2 separate regions of the Homo sapiens genome follow, and region 1 is linked to region 2. A link is an interaction called in ENCODE POLR2A ChIA-PET data of the cell type or tissue named here. Cell type or tissue: CD4-positive, alpha-beta T cell. All regions are shown on one strand.

The links. Peaks named below come from ENCODE experiments on the same cell type or tissue, not always from the same donor. Only the 100,000 strongest peaks of a DNase experiment are listed, where the experiment ranks them.
Region 1: POLR2A ChIA-PET joins it to region 2 with 5 read pairs; 6 of 35 experiments call an interaction of 5 or more read pairs at or near these places.

The regions. Positions count from the first base shown.
Region 1 is chr12:68,590,982-68,593,481 of GRCh38, reverse strand. No RefSeq gene overlaps it. Among named protein-coding and RNA genes, the nearest start is that of RAP1B, 19 kb to the left of the region's middle. RefSeq lists an enhancer at 1,204-1,413. In CD4-positive, alpha-beta T cell, no CTCF peak of the experiment used is centred here; a DNase peak (open chromatin) is centred at 1,541; H3K4me3 peaks cover 521 bases; H3K27ac peaks cover 1,263 bases.
Region 2 is chr12:68,461,461-68,463,960 of GRCh38, reverse strand. No RefSeq gene overlaps it. Among named protein-coding and RNA genes, the nearest start is that of LINC02384, 11 kb to the right of the region's middle. In CD4-positive, alpha-beta T cell, no CTCF peak of the experiment used is centred here; a DNase peak (open chromatin) is centred at 950; H3K4me3 peaks cover 787 bases; H3K27ac peaks cover 289 bases.

The DNA of each region.
Region 1 (2,500 bases), 130 kb before region 2:
GCAGCCACTTTGGCAATATCTTAAAAAGTTAAACATAAATTTAGCATGTGACCCAGCAATTTATTTCCTACAGGTCTACCTGAGAAAATAAAGAAATGTATATATACTCATGCTAAGACTTGTATAAAAATGTTTATAAAAGCATTATTTAAAATAGCTAAAAGGCCGGGCACGGTGGCTCATGGCTGTAATCCCAGCACTTTGAGAGGCCGAGGCGGGCTGATCACCTGAGGTCAGGAGTTCGAGACCAGCCTGGCCAACATGGTGAAATCCTGTCTCTACTAAAAATACAAAAATTAGCCAGGCAAGGTGGCAGGCATCTGTAATCCCAGCTATTTGGGAGGCTGAGGCAGGAGAATTGCTTGAACCCAGGAGGCAGAGGTTGCATTGAGCCAAGATCGTGCCATTGCACTCCAGCCTGGGCAACAAGAGAAAACTCCGTCTTAAAAACAACAACAACAAAAAAAAAGCTGTTTATATATGTATATACACACATCTATATATATATGTATATACACACATCTATATATATACACACACATCTATATACATATGTATATATACACACACATCAGTAGTTTGTTCACACAGGTGAACTTCAAAAACAGTATGAGAAACAAAAGGAGACAGACACAAAAGACTATATCTTGCATGATTCTATTTATGTGAAATTTCTAGAAAATTTAAATCCACAGAGACAAAAAGCAGAATAGTAATTCCCTGGGGCTTAGGATGAGACTGGGAATTGACTGCAAATGTGTGCAAGAGAAATTTTGGGGGTAATAGAAATGTTTGAAAATTGGATTGTAGTGGTGGTTGCACAACTGCATAAACTTACTAAAATCACTGAGGTGTACACTTAACAGGTGAATTTTATGGTATGTAAATTATACCTCAAGAAAGCTGCTTCTGTCCTATATTTCAGTCTGACATACCAGTAAAAACTATAGCTAAAAACACTTATGAAAGAACTCTTTTAGTTCAACACTATTTGCTGAAACTTTGTTTTTGCTTCAAAATGTTTTATACCCAGTTCCACCCCATCTCCCATCTCACTTATCCATCCTAGAGTACTAACTTTATCAGGGTTGCTAAATCATGTATAGACAATGGAGTCTAACGTGATTTCATAATGAGACTTTAGGTTCCAGTGTTTACTGATATTTAAAAAAAATGCATCTGGAAAAGCCACAGGCACCCAGTGCCAACCTATGAGAGCAGCTGCGGGGGCTGAACCCTGTGGTTCAACCCCTCATCTCTACCCTGAGACTTTAGGTTGAGATTCTTTATGAACTGTGTTTGTATAGGTCTAGCTATTCCCTTTCTATTTGATACTGGGCAGATCCAAATTTTACTGAAATGTGAGAAACCATTCTCCAAGGAAAATTCACCAGTGCTGATTTCTAGAGCTGCCAGCTAATACCCAGGAATTTATTTTCTCTGTCTTCAAAGTGCCATACTACCCTAACCCTGACAGGAAGAAAACAACTTTCAGGTTGAGCGCCACATCAAAAAGGCTTCTCCTGTTACTAAAAAAAAAAATTTCATTCACTTGATAGTTACTTCCTGTGTCAAACTATCAGATGTTCCCCTTGAATGCAGCCATCTGGAGGTTTGTTGTTTGTTTTACGCCAACATGTTAACATAAGGCACGTGGAGGGAACAACATCCATTTGTTTACGTATCTAGCTATCCAGCTATGCATCTATCATCTACACATTCAACAATGGTTTCTTGAGTACCTGCTATGTACTATGAGACTTCGAAGCCTCAACTCTTGCATTCGTGCAATACACATACATGACCAAATCTCATGTCAAATTGTAATCCCAACTCTTGCATTCTTGCATATACTATACATATCCAAATTAAGGATGCAACAGTGAGTAAGAATGACATGGTTTCCACTCTCACAGAAATTAGTCTTTTTTTTAGATAATACAGGTCAGTAGTGAAGACACATTTTTCTACTTTCCAAGTTTTCTTGTGCTGGCCTTGGCTCCTCTAGTGGCTATACGGGTGACATCTCAGGTGACATGGTGATTAGTTTGCTCTCACATTGCTATAAAGGAAATACCTGAGACTGGGGAATCCATAAAGAAAAGAGGTTTAATTGGCTCATGGTTCCACAGGCTGTACAGGAAGCATGGCAGCATCTGCTTCTGGGGAAGCCTCAAGAAACTTACAATCATGGCAGAAGGCAAAGTGGGAGCAGGCATCTTACATGATAAGAGCAGCAACAAGAGAGAGAGAGAGAGAAAGAGAGGAGGTGCCCCAAACTTGTAAACAGCCAGATCTCATGAGAACTCTATCATGAGAACAGCACCAAAAGTATGGTGCTAAACCATTCAGGAAGGACCATCTCCATGGTCCAGCCACCTCCCACCAGGCTCCACCTCCAACACTGGGGATTACAATTTGACATGAGACTTGCCTGTGGATATGGATGCAGAGTCAAACCATATCATTCCACCCCTGGCCATTCCCAAATCTCATGTCC
Region 2 (2,500 bases):
GTAAAGCATTTTTCTGGGTACTGAGAGTCATTTTAGCAAATTATTGAATCTAAGTGGGGGGGTCAGGGGAACCCCTGAATTTATAGTCAGTCTAGCAGAAATGTGGGTAGCCTGGGCATTCACTGAGAGCTGGCATCTGAAGGGAGGACAGTCTTATGGGACTGAGCCCTTAACCTGTGGTATCTGGCGCTAACTCTGGGAGTCAGTGTCAGAATTGAATTGAATTGAATTGTTGGAAAAGACACCACATATTTGGTTTCTGGTGGAAAGAAACCCCACTCATTTGGTGTCAGAAAACATGGGATTTGCTAGAACAGCCCTTACTAATATTTAGTTTGGGAAGAGAAAGGATGAAAGGGCGGGAATGAGGAAAACTTTGATCCCTAGATGGCTACCTAGTCACCCATAGTATGAAACTGCAGTCTCGTTGTGATCAGTTACTAAAGGTAAAAGTTAGGCCGGGCATGGTGGCTCATGCCTGTAATCCCAGCACTTTGGGAGGCCGAGGCGGGCACATCACCTGAGGTCGAAAGTTCGAGACCAGCCTGGTCAACATGGTAAAACCCTGTCTCTACTAAAAATACAAAAATTAGCTGGACATGGTGGTATGCGCCTGTAATCCCAGTTACTCGGGAGGCTGAGGCAGGAGAATCTCTTGAACCCAGGAGATGGAGGTTGCGGTGAGCCAAGATTGAGCCACTGCACTCCAGCCTGGGCAACAAGAGTGAAACTCCGTCACAAAAAAAAAAAAAAAAAATACTAAAGGTAAAAGTTACTGGTGGAATTTTGAAATGGTGGTAGACTTTAATTCCAAGGAGTTGGCAATTGGATTTGTAAGACAATGCAAAATAATAACAAGCATCCTAAATCTACAATCTCTTGGTTATTGTTATTTGTAATAGCTAAAACGAAAGTAAAAGTGTGAGTGCTGGGTCGGACTTTGATGGTGGAGTAGGCTCAGATTTTGGTTGGTCTGAGCTTCAGTTACTAGCCTCAAAACCACCCCTAAAGGGGAAACTTAAGCTGAGAAAGTAACTCTAAATCCTCTGGTCACCAAGAAGGTAGACCACATGGGGGAAAGACAAAACCAAAAAACGACTTAAGCCAATGGTATGGCGTGAAGGAGTTGTCTCATTTTGTGGATCAGTTGTCATCAGCTTCCCAAAAAACCTTTACTAAAATGGATTGTGAGAGTGACAAATTTAAGGGCAGTTTTTTGGTTTTAAATGCTGCAGAGTGCAAGAGCAAGTTTGGTTAATACAGGACCTGCAGCTGACTGTGGAACAATTGCAGATGGCGAGACATCATCCAGACACACAGGAGGTTATTCTTGAGAAAACCGGCATCCTGGTGGTCTGGATAAAAGCCACTGTAAGGTGTAATTACCCAAAGATGGGGGACTGTTCAACTCTCTCTACAAAGGCCAGGCAGAACACCCAAGATGAAGCAGCTGATGTTCTGTAGGCAAGCTATGTCGGATTGACTTTATGATGACCAAGATATTCATCTGGGAATCTGCCTGTTACCCAGGACATGGTAAATACTGTGAGTAAGGGGACCCTTCTTACATGGGCACCCCACGTAATCCTACTGCTGCAAAACTGAACAACGGTTTGAGTAGAACAAGTGTCTGGCGCCTAATGTGTGCTCTCAAATTGGTTTGAATCTTAGATACTTGTTCCAGATCCTGGTAGCAATGAACAAAACAGACAATTCATGGTCCCCATGGAGCTAATACTTTGATGTTCTATTACAGAAATGGACATGGGATGGAGACACCTGACATATTCAGAGAACTAGAGGCTCCTTCATTGCCAAAGGAATCTTGGGAATTTACAGCCGTAATTCTGTATTGTAATTATGGACAGAGCTTTATATCGGGTGGAGGTCAGTAGGACTGTTGGAATGCCAAAGTTGGCTCCCTGAGTTTGTCTTTGGGCTATTGGGACATCCGTGCCACACTTTAGAAAATCTGACGATAATTTATTTTTATTTAAAAATTTATCTTACAAGTATTTCATCTGTTATGAGAGCAAAACTCATTCCAGAGGGGAAAATGCACACATTCCTGTACTCCATGTCCGAGAAGGCAAAGTGAATGCTTTCTGCTGCCAATATGCTTAATTAGGGTAGACAAGGGAGACAGTACCACTTAAAATTATGTTTTTGTAAAGTCACATAAGGAAATGGACATAATATTGAGTGGTCAGAAATCTATGTTCTAGAAATTTACAAAAGTGCACTGGGTCTGTTTTATAAGAAGAGGAATTAAAAGAAACATGAGTGGGAGTTAAGTATTATTATAAAATGTTCTGTAGATTTAATAATGTAGTTCTTTAAAATTTGTCATTCCTGCACAGCAGGGAGATAAGACAATTATTTTTGGCGCTTTATGAGCATTGTTTAAATTATTCAGTATTCTCTTTTATGGCTAAATTCCTGAAGTAAAAATATATCAGAAAATTAATGTACTTTTATTTATACAATAACAATACCTTAT